2 separate regions of the Homo sapiens genome follow, and region 2 is linked to region 1. A link is a loop called in an ENCODE intact Hi-C map of the cell type or tissue named here. Cell type or tissue: mammary epithelial cell. All regions are shown on one strand. Links, peaks and the distances in the headings refer to the core of each region. The heading gives the core; the rest is flanking DNA.

The links. Hi-C counts contacts between places; a loop is a spot of excess contacts. Peaks named below come from ENCODE experiments on the same cell type or tissue, not always from the same donor. Only the 100,000 strongest peaks of a DNase experiment are listed, where the experiment ranks them.
Region 2: a loop joins it to region 1, with 12 times the contacts of the local background. A loop is called at or near these places in 5 of 110 quality-filtered maps.

The regions. Positions count from the first base shown.
Region 1 is chr4:147,016,516-147,023,147 of GRCh38, forward strand. It overlaps LOC105377475 (a long non-coding RNA gene), which reads right to left and starts at 4,490. Exons shown (of 5, transcript XR_939315.3): 1 at 4,347-4,490; 2 at 3,355-3,478. In mammary epithelial cell, for the core only: a CTCF peak has its summit at 2,733 (motif pointing right); no DNase peak of the experiment used is centred there.
Region 2 is chr4:147,516,420-147,521,419 of GRCh38, forward strand. It overlaps EDNRA (endothelin receptor type A), which reads left to right. Exons shown (of 8, transcript NM_001957.4): 3 at 3,432-3,559. Among named protein-coding and RNA genes, the nearest start is that of EDNRA, 38 kb to the left of the region's middle. In mammary epithelial cell, for the core only: a CTCF peak has its summit at 2,608 (motif pointing right); a DNase peak (open chromatin) is centred at 2,602.

The sequences.
Region 1 (6,632 bases), core at 705-5,704:
ACATTTAAGGCATGGTCCTTCAGGATAACTTCGAGTTCTAATTTTATGCAGAAGACAAATACAGCACTTACTGAAATAAAAAGCATGGGAGAACAGTGTAAGACTCTCTGTAGTGATTAATGAGGACTTTCTGTAATAAATAATAAAATGCTATGCTATGTGTATTAAGAAAAAAAAATAAGTTTTTACAGCAGTGCAGAGAAGGAAGATCTCCAGATGGAGGGGTCAGGGAAGTGGAGGTCCTAAGGTTGTGGTATGAGAGCTGTCTCGTCCATGTGCATAGATCAGTGGTGATACGAGTAGCCTGCTCCAAAGCCAGAAAGCCAACTAGACAGAGCGGTAGTTAGTGAAGCGGCTAAGGGTTTCCTAGAGATAATAAATATCTTTGATGGAGAGGGCAGCACTGGATGAAAGCAAGTGGAATACACAAGGTGCCCTCTATGTATAAATGTCTACTGCCTTGAGCAAGTTACTTAACCTTTCTAAACCTGGGTTTTCTTACCTGTGACATGGACCTAATAATAGTTCCAATCTCATTGACTTTGTGCATAGTGAGTGGCAAAAGGCAGTTATATCTGTTCGCCTGGACCATGGTGAGAACTCAATGGGATAACACATACAAAAGACGATGGAGATTGGGAGCAGAGGCTGAAAGGTGTCAGGGAGGGTGTGGCAGCTGGTCTTAGCCCCATGTCTGTAAGGGACTGATCTGGGAATGCCAAGGCTCAATCTGGACAGCTCTATTTAGGCCTCGTATGTGCAGTGAGTCAGCAGGGAATCACTCAGAAATTGAGAAATGTCCCCATATGTTGGTTTATGGTGTTTTTACGTATTGGGGGCCTTACGGTAAGGTCCTGTGGCTAGAGATGAGATTGCTCCCCATCCAGAGGTAGAAAATGAAAGCTCAAGGGTAAGATTTTAGATAATATGGGATAAATGTCCCTCTGTTTAGGACTGGAGAAAAAAGAAGTTTAGACTCAAAATACAAGAGATATTTGCAAGGATATCCAAGTGCCAGCATTTTAAATTGACCCCTGCAATATGTTGGAAGGAGGGAGCTAAAAGCTCTATGCACTGCACGCTGGGGCTTTAGAAGGGGCTTGAGCCTGAGGACTCCCACAGTAACCATATCTAATAACCAGTATTAAGTCCTCTGAGCATTAATTCATTCTGTTCCCCAAAGCCATCATAAATGTCTCACACATTACAGCTCAATCTTCCCTATCACTATAGGAAAACATGGGAAGCATCTGAGCCTACACTTCAGACAAAGCTGTGCCAGGAGAATAGCCCCTGATGCCTGAAAAGAGTCTCTGGACAGGAAGAGGAGACCTTCAGAAGAGCCCAGTAGCAGCGCAAACCCAAACCAACATGCCATAGATAGACAGGTTTAGGGACAGGAAGAATTTCCCAGGGGTTCCAAGAGATTCATGAAAGGGAAACTGGGGAAGCCACTGGACCTCTGACAGTAATAAGGAAAGGAGACCTAGATTATTGTGGTTTGGATATTCATGGGAGGTGTGATCTTACAACCTGCTGATGTATGGGATATCTGGGTCACATAGGATTGTTGCAAGGTTGAAATGAGATAATGAATAAAAAGTTTTTAGCAAAACATCTGTTTTGTTTTTGAGACAAGGTCTCATTCTATTGCCCAGGCTGGAGGGCAGTGGTGCAATCTCAGCTCACTGAAACCTCTGCCTCCTGGGTTCAACTGATTCCCGTGTCAAGCCTCCTGAGTAGCTGGGATTACAGGCGCCTGCCACCACATCCGGCCAATTTTTGTATTCTTAGTAGAGACAGGGTTTTGCCATGTTGTCCAGGTTGGTCTCAAACTATTGGCCTCAAGTCATCCTCCCACCTTGGCCTCCCAAAGTGCTGAGATTATAGGCATGAACCACCGTGCCTAGCCAACATATGACTTTTTAATAGGATCTCAGGAAATGTCTATTGTAATTGATGTTATTGTTATTGACTATGGGATGGTATGTTAGGGGATTATGTAAGTGTGATGGACCAGAAGGTCATATAAGATATATTCACTAAGCAAATCCTGTAGGTACCCAGGCTTCTGCATATACCAAACAGCACCATTGTATGCACAGACAGACCAAAGCCAGACCCTTCCTTCAGAAAGGACTAGAAAGCCAACTTTCTACTTGTCACTTTCCCAGATATGGACAAGGTTGTAAACACGTGGAAGTATAATTTTTTTAGTGGCAAATTACAAATGCATTCAACAGAGCTGTTTCAGAAAGTCATGAGTCTGTGGGAGCAGGTACCAGCCTTAAATGGTGAATGCATTGAAGCAGTGGTAGCTCTGGGGGAGATGGTCCATTTTTCTTTCATTAGACTCCACCGTAACTTGGTATCTTTGTTTTTCTCCATGGGTTCTTAGGCTCAAAGCCAAAGATAGCCATTTGGCAGAAGCACAGGCCCTAGTGAAACATGTATTGAAAGCAGTCTTCTGTGTTTAAAGACATCTCCCTATACGACAATTGTCCTGGATGTCAGGCACTGTGTTGGAAGGCAAGCTGACACTTGACAGGTGACATAGGCAGTACTAATGGTAGAAATCTGATGAAGCAGAAAACAGAGTGGATTTAAGGAGCTGAGTGAACATCTAGCCAGAAGAAGCCAAGATACAGGGACACCAAGGGCAGAAGATCAGACTCCACATCAGCTTCTCAACATGCTACTCACACTCAATGGTTTACCAACAAGAAGCAGCAGGTGGCAGTGTCCCCCAACATTAGCGAGGCCACAGGTCAGGTGTGGAAGTGGACCAGCTGGGCCAGAAAGTATGAAGCATTCTGATAATACTAATACCTAATATTAATCAAGAAATATTTATCTAGCAGGCTCAACTTTAATGAACTAACTCACTTAACGTCACAACAACTGTATTTAATAGATCATGTCATGATCTCAGGCATGCTTATAGCTTCAGGGTGTTTGCACTTGAAGTTTCCTCTAATCAAAACACCATTTCCCAGGTATATGCATGGCTTACTCCTCATGGCATTCTGACCTTTGGTCAAATGTCATCTCCCCAGTGAACACTGTTCTGATCATGAAAATACTCTACCCCACTGCTTATTCCCTTGCCATCCTTTATTTTTCTGCACAGCTCTTATCTCCCGGAAGAAATGTATGTATTTGTGCATTGCTTATAACCCTTCTAGAACTTAACATTGCACAGTGGAAGGGAACGTTATCTGGTTTGTTGATGGCTATATCCTAGCCCCCAAAATGATACCCTTCCCAAATAATTAGCACAATAAACAGTTGTTGCATGATGAAATATCAATTTATAAAGAAAAAACTGAGTTACAATGAGTTTAAACAAATTACCTGAAGTCTCAAGTCATGCATGCAAAATCAGGCTTGGAATCCAGGCAGTGCGGCCCCGGGACCCCAGTTCTTGCCTGCTATCCATACTGCCTTGTGACTACTTCCTTACGTCATCATCTCAGTCCTGAGACAGAAACAGATCACCTGTGAGCAGGGGAGAAGCACATGGAGCACTGCTCTCTATGAAGGACTGGAAAAGGCCCATATCTGGCTTCCTAGGTCCTCTCTTCCCGCATGAGCCTCTATACATGCTGCTGCTGCTGGGAGGCTGTAGGCTTCTGGCTGGAGGGCAGACCCTGTCTATCTCTCTTTCTCTTGCTGAGCATGAGAGCAGGTAGGTGGGCTAAACCCCTCTGAAAACCTAGATACCAGCAATAGCCATACTGAGAAGAAAGGATGGCAGGACCTCTGTTTGCTACTGCATTTCTAGGCACCAGCCTGGAGTCTGGGGATGCTCTGGTTAAAATGCTTAGCCCCTGGTCCTATTGGCCATACTCAGATCAACCCCTGTGGAGTGTACTCCTGAGCCTCAGGACACAGCGGGCCTTTAGAACTCTCCTGAAGCCTAGGTTTCTCCTTTATTTCTAGTGAACTACCTAGAAAAGTTCGAGTCTATAGGCCTGTGATTTCAAGCTCTGGGTGTGCGCTTGTCTGAGGTATGGAGAAGCTTCCTGAAGAAACACATCAGTCAGTTACACTGGCCATTAAGGAATCTTCGGCACACCCAGCCACTGTAGCCTGAGAGGTAGGAAAGAGACTGAGAGACCGGTGCTGGGTAAGGCACAAAGGTGAGACAGAAAAACTCCACAGATTATGGTTTGTGTGATAAAGAAAGGGGCCAAAGCTCATACTTACATTTAAAACCAGGAACACAGTAGCAGCTGGGTAAAGAATATAATTAAGAATCAAGCAGTGGAAGAGAGGACAGGTATTCTTGACCAGAGCAAGGGCATTCAGGACATAGATGAGAACTAGAGCCCAGAGAGACTTACTGAGCGTGGGGTGTCACCACCATCCCTGTTAAAGCACACACTGTTAGCCTGGCCATGGTGGGAGAGTCATTGAAGAGGCAGAGTCAGCTGAAGGAACACTGAAGTTAAGGAGAGGGGCTCTAATAAACTTAGGAAAAAAAGAAAAAGTAAAGTGAGCATTTCTGGTCTTATTTTCATTTATTTATTTATTTGAAAGAGGGTCTGGCTCTGTTGCCGAGGCTGGAGTGCACACTCCGCCTCCCGGGCTCAAACCATCCTTCCAGCTCAGCCTCCTGAGTAGCTGGGACTACAGGCATGTACCACAGCACCTGGGTAATTTTTGTATTTTTTTTTTTTTTGATAGAGATTTTTTACCATATTGCTCAGGCTGGCCTCAAACTGCTGGGATGAAGAGATACTCACGCCTCCGCCTCCTAAAGTGCTGAGATTACAGGTATGAGCCACTGTGACCAGTCTATTTCTGTTTTTATATCTCCAAAACTCAAAAGACTTTTTACAGATTCTACTCTTCATGGATCACTACATTTCTTCGTTTATTCAACAACTGTATATTCAGAGCCTATTGTGCCAGTTGTTAAAGTAATTTATGGCTGAGGTGAACCCAACAAGCCACAGTGCTCCTTTTGTTTCTTACGTAAATCTTGCAAAAACATTTTTTCCTTGTCAAATACATCCATATTATCCATGCTATGAATATATATTCTTCAAATATTTACAACTTTTTTGAATTTACATATATACTTTTTTTTTTAGCTTTTATTTTCGGTTCAGAGGTACATGTGCAGGTTTGTTACGTAGGTAAACTCATGTCATGGAAGCTTGTTGTACAGATTATTTCATCACCCAGGTACTAAGCCTAGCTCCCAATAGCTGTTTTTTTTGGCTCCTCATCCTCCTCCCACCCTTGACCCTCAAGTAGGCCACAATGTCTATTACTCCCCTCTTTGTGTCCATGTGTTCTCATCACTTGGCTGCCATTTATAAGCAAGAACATGTAGTATTTGGTTTTCTGTTCCTGCATTAGTTTGCTAAGGATAATGGCCTCCAGCTCCATCCATGTTCCAGCAAAGAACATGATCTCATTCTTTTTTAATGGCTGCATAGTATTCTATGGTACATACGTACCACATTTTCTTTATCCAGTCTTCTATTGTTGGGCATTTAGGTTGATTCCATGTCTTTGCTATTGTGAATAGTGCTGCAGTGAACATAGCCGTGCATGTGTCTCTGTGAACAATTTCTATTCCTTTAGTTATATACCCAGTAATGGGATTGCTTCGTAGAATGGTAGCTTTGTTTTTAGCCCTTTGAGGAATCACCACACTGCTTTCCACAATGGTTGAAATAATTTATGATTTTTTAAAAATATAATAGCCATTCTGACTGGTGCAAGATGGTATGTTATTTTGCTTTTGATTTGCGTTTCTCTATCAGTGATATTGAGTTCTTTTTCATGTGCTTGTTTGGCCATATGTATGTCTTCTTTTGAAAAGTGTTCATGTCCTTTGCCCACTTTTTAATGGGGTTGTAAATTTGTTTAAGTTCCTTGTAGACTCTGGATATTAGACCTTTGTCAGATGGGTAGAATGCAAAAAATTTCTCACATTCTGTAGGTTGTCTATTTACTCTGTTGATAGTTTCTTTTGCTGTGCAGAAGCTTTTTAGTTTAATTAGATCCCATTTGTCAATTTTGGCTTTTGTTGCAATTGCTTTTGGCATCTTCATAAGTTGCTTTGCCAGTTCTTATGTCCAGAATAGTATTGCCTAAGTTGCCTTCCAGGGTTTTAATAGTTTTGGGTTTTACATTGAAGTGTTTAATCCACCTTGAGTTGATTTTGTATGTGGTGTAAGGAAAAGGTCCAGTTTCAATCCTCTGCACATGGCTAGCCATTTATCCCAGCACCATTTATTGACTAAAGAATCCTTTCCCCATTGCTTGTTTTTGTCAGTTTTGCTGAAGATCAAATGGTTGTAGGTGTGCGGCCTTGTTTCTGGGCTCTCTACCCTGTTCCATTGGTCTATGTGCCTGTTTTTTACAGTACAAAACAGTACCATGCTGTTTTGGTTACTGTAGCCCTGTAGTGTAGTCTGAAGTCAGGTAATGTGATGCTACCTGCTTGGTTCTTTTTGCTTAAGATTGCCTTGGCTATCTGGGCTCTTTTTTGGTTCTGTATGCATTTTAAAATAGTTTTTTCAATTCTGTGAAGAATGTCATTGGTAGTTTGATAGGAAGAGAATGAAATTTGTAAATAGCTTTGAGCAGTATGGCCATTTTAATAATATTGA
Region 2 (5,000 bases), core at 1-5,000, 500 kb after region 1:
AAATAGAAAATAAATTTCAAAGTGAATGTGTTTTCAGGGCAAAATTGGTACTGTCTCATTTCAAACTATGAAAATATGATCTGATTTAATGAGTTGGAGTCATCCATTCATCCAGCACCTACTATGTGCTAGGTACTGTGTAATGTCCTTGGAAATTATAAATATGAGGGTGGCAAATTATAAATATTAGGGTACATAGACTCTTGTAGCAAAAATAAGCTATGACTGATCTGAGGTGCCTGATTAACCCTTTGAACCAATACGACTCGTCAGCTTGTCAGACTCTTTTGGGTTTTGTTTTGTCTTGTTTTGTTTTGTTTTTTTCATTGAATTGACAGTTGCTTGTTAACATTAGTGAAATCAGTGAGTTCTTTGCCATGGTCTAGGATGTATTCTCTTAAACAGTTACTTATTTATTCCTCTCCTAGTCTATTTCATTAACATGCTTTTAAAAATCAAAACTTTTTGATTAAGCAATAGAATTGCTCTCCAGAAAATTACTCCAGGAAAAAAAGATCATAATGGAGTACTAAAAGATATTATTTCCATATGTTCCCACTTGTTTTCTTTTTGTAAAAAAAAAAAGCATATGCTTCTATGTACATAGGATGTTTTCTGGAAGAAAACACACTTAGCAATTAACAGTGGTTGCCTTTGGGCAGGGAGTTTGGGGGCCTTGACTGGAAGGGAGACTTAACTTTGCATTATATAAGCTTTTATACAGCTTAATTTTTACCATCTTATGTATTATATTTTTAATTTTAAGTGCTAGTAAATAACAGGATGCATTCCCAGTAGTCCTTCAGAAGCTCCAAGTGCTTCTGCTAAATAAGAGAAAACCAGTGAGCCCCACTGTTTGCCTCCATGAGGACTCCTGCTCCTGCTCTTGCTCCAGCAGAGCAAGCTGAAAGGACACTTTGAATGTAGGACTGCTCCAACACTGGTTCCATGGAAGAGATTAACAAGCGGGTTCTACTTGAGGTTAGATAGTTAATGAGGGCCTCTTTGAGGAAGCCACATGGAACCAGAGAGGAAAAGGAAAAGAGGGGGACGTTGCCTACAGGCAGGGACCTAATTTCCTCCTAGCAGCATTGGACACTTACTACCCATACATCCTTTCAGAATGAAGGACATACAAGTTAGGGAAGTCTACACAGTGATTACACCTAATAATTTTCTCCAATGATTTCTTTCCTTCCCCTTTATCTATAATTCCCAAGAAGAATCAATGCTCACTCCTAGGAAAAGGAAAAAGAACACCACCACCAACACCACACCTATTTGTCTCAAAGAAAGACAATTCCATGATCTTTTTTGCTTCCCACTGATTCCATGATGTCTTTCCTCTCTGTCCTTCTTTATGCCTAACCCTAACCTAATCCTAGTTAAAAGTTTAAGGAAGCATGTAAAAGGAAAAAATGTAATTGAGATTGGAAGAATCTGAGAGAATCCATGTTCATTTGTGGTTTTTCTGGATCATTTTCTTAGCACTTGCCACTGAGACCTTCACAGGATTTCAGAGTCTCCCTTATTAAGCAAGAACATCTTTTTCTTTTCTTTCATTGTTAGATGTGTGAATTGGGAAATCCATTCATGTGGATTATCAGGGTCCTCTTAATCTCCGGGAATGAACAAACAAACAATTCAACTGTTCCAGAGTATATCCCATAACCGTGCCTACACTGTTTTAATTACATATATCTGTGGTCTTTGAAGAATTATAATTCTGAGCCAGAATTCTAAATTCTTATTCTATAAAAAGTAGTTTTCAGGTTTTCTTGTTTTTATAGGGTGATTCATCTCAGAAATAGTGTTTTATGTCTTTACTTGCACCAAGCATTAATAACCAGCAGTCAGCAATGGCATAATTATTTGTCAGCTTCATGAAAACCATAAGAAATGAAGGCAGTGTTTGTGCAAAGAGTTTTGTGGTTGTCCTTGGACAAAAGTTTATGAGGAAATTTTGAGAAGACACCAATCGAGACTGTTTATAGTGAGATGAAGAAGAAACCAGAGGCACTATTGGATTAAAGAAAAAGGTTATTTTCAAAAACTATTTAGAAGAAAGGAAGTAATCACGAAAACTAAAGAGAGAAAACCTCTATAATGAAGTTTTATAGGGTCTTAGCCAAAAATCACAGAGTGAGAGACTGCCCTGTGTAACCAAGTTCTCATTCTTTATCTACGGGGTACTGGTTTCCCAAACTCTTTCAAAGGACTCGTGTTATGGATCACACTGACCATGGAATTAAACCTCACATCATCTTTTGGAAATAGTAGAAAAGAAATTCAAAGCTTAGCTTAGAGTTACTATGGCAAAAAGAACTTTTCAAAAAAAAAAGAAAAAGGAGTTTGTCAAGTTAGTAGGATACTGTTTCCTAGTGAGTTAAGTTTAAATTGAGTCACTAAGCAAAAAATTAGAAAGGAAATCAATACCATTTTCACACTTGAAAAGGCATCATATGTTCAGCAGGAACTTCCTTCCCCCTTTTAGGTAGCTGAGCTATTATTTAAGCCCATGCTCCTAGTATAATACCTAATTAGACAAATACAGAGTACTGGTAGCTATTGTTATGTGTCTGCTACCCAGCACAGCCACTAGAGGGTGTCCACTCTTGCCTTGCAAACAAGGTTGGAAATTGTCAACATGGAAGAACAGATTTTTCTGCATGTGATACCAACAGATCAAGGTAACCACATTTTTCTGTATAGTAAGGGGAAGTTTGAGCCTAAATAGAGAAAAGCCACTTACATCACATCTACTGAAGCAGAGTCAGCCCCTTAAGCACAGAGGAAAATGTAAGTTCAAAGTGGCTTTAGGTGTTAGCTAGCTGCCAAAATTAGTAGCTTCTACACCACTTTGTTTTTTTCCAGTATTCTCCCTAACCTTTCATTCTTAATTTCAGAGACAATATAATCTGCCAATTCCAGTAGTTGAAATTATTTGCTTTACTCATGGTTTAGTAAGCACAGATAAAAAACCACTGTCGGCTTCTCAGTTGAGCTGTCTCCCAAAATCCCAAACTTTTACTACTGTTTGAAAAGTAGGCAGCGTGACTAGTTGATGTGAGATCAAAGGCACATCTCTTCTGTTATTAAATTGTATTATATAACTATAATATATTTAATATATATGTATTATATTAATACACTATATTGATTTTTATGTATTAAATATATATCACAATATATTCATGTTACTACATATTAATAATAATAAATTATATCTGTATATCTTTCCAGACTAAAAATTGCTGAGGCTTTAAAATACGAAAGAAAAAAATAACAATTCTAATACTCTTTTGCTACAGTGCTAACTGAAAAGCACTGTGAATAAAATTTAGAAGTTGGGACGCATAACTAAAACTGTAAGTGCCCACATGCTCCGTGCCAGCTCTACCATTTCTTACCACTGTGTCTCCTTCTTTCAGCTGCTGGCTGGGCGCTGGCCTTTTGATCACAATGACTTTGGCGTATTTCTTTGCAAGCTGTTCCCCTTTTTGCAGAAGTCCTCGGTGGGGATCACCGTCCTCAACCTCTGCGCTCTTAGTGTTGACAGGTAATGTGGTTCTTTCCCTTTGCTCTTTGGCTGGGCTTAGAAAAGCATTTTTCTCAAAAAGAAGAAAAGTCAAGAGAATTCGTGCCCAGGACAGCTGTTGATTAGCTTCAAGTGAATTAAAGCATTAACCATCTTGCCTTTGCTGTTTAGAATTGCCTTCCACATTTGCTGATTATTAGCCATCTTTGGCTCAGACAATTATGTACCTAGAGCATTTTATCAAGAATACCCATTTGACGCCCTTTTGGCAATAAAGTGAAAATTAACATATTAGATGGAATAAACTTTGTGAAAAGGAGATTCCAGGATATGCAAATCCTATATTTCACCTGGTAAATTTATCATAAAAAAAGATACTGTTCAATTATATCTGTAATGTTTAATTAATTGAGTGAGAGGTAAGTGCACCATATTGCTATGTTCTTCACCCTGCCTTTTTGAAAGACTGAAATGTTTCATAAGTTTTAAAAAGAGTGCAACACCAGAAGCATCCCTTTATCCAATTCTGAAAACTCCATCAAATGTCCCGAAGTCTTTCCAGAATCCGCACGCATGATTGTTAAGCGTTCTCTAAAGAAGCCCTTCTGAATTCTGTGAACTTCTAGATGGTATTTTCTTTACCTTCTGGTTTTCATAGCAGCAATTATAAGAATGAAATTAGGAACTTTATAACACATTCTGTGGCACTCTTTTATATTTACTATAATCTCACACAAGTGGTGTATAATGGCCTATTTAATTAGCCTACATACAATTTAGAAGAGGTTTTCATTCTAACTCATTCCCTGACAATCACTTTATCAGGGAACCTGAGTCTCATCATTATAGAAATAAAAGGCTCACTCTTCTAAAGAACATTAAAGAGTTTACAGATATTCTGTTATTTTACATTTATAATTATTGTTAGGACAAAAATTGTTACTGTTAAAACATAAAAATGTGCATTCAATCAGCAATTAGAAAATTAGAATGGTATCCTTGTTATAAATTTATGTCAGCTGGGCACGGTGGCTCACACCTGTAATCCTAGCACTTTAGGAGGCCAAGATGGGCTGACTTCTTGAGCCCAGGAGTTTGAAACTAGTCTGAGTAACATAGGAAAACCCCATCTCTACCAAAAATACAAAAAATTAGCTGGACATGGTGATGCATGCCTGTAGTCCCAGCTATTCAGGAGGCTAAGGTGGGAGAATCACCTGAGCCCAGGAATAAATAAATAAATAAATGGCTATAACTGTGAAACACAAAATAAAAATGTTATTAAAAATAAAACACAAAAAATAATTTCATTAGTAATTTAAAACACAATCATACCATTGACAAAAATGTTCCCATTGCAATGGTAAACACAAAGATCAGAAATAACCTTATCATCTATTAATAATACCCTTCAGTGATTTGTAGGAAAGTCTAGGGTCTCTTTGGGTTACATCTACATTAT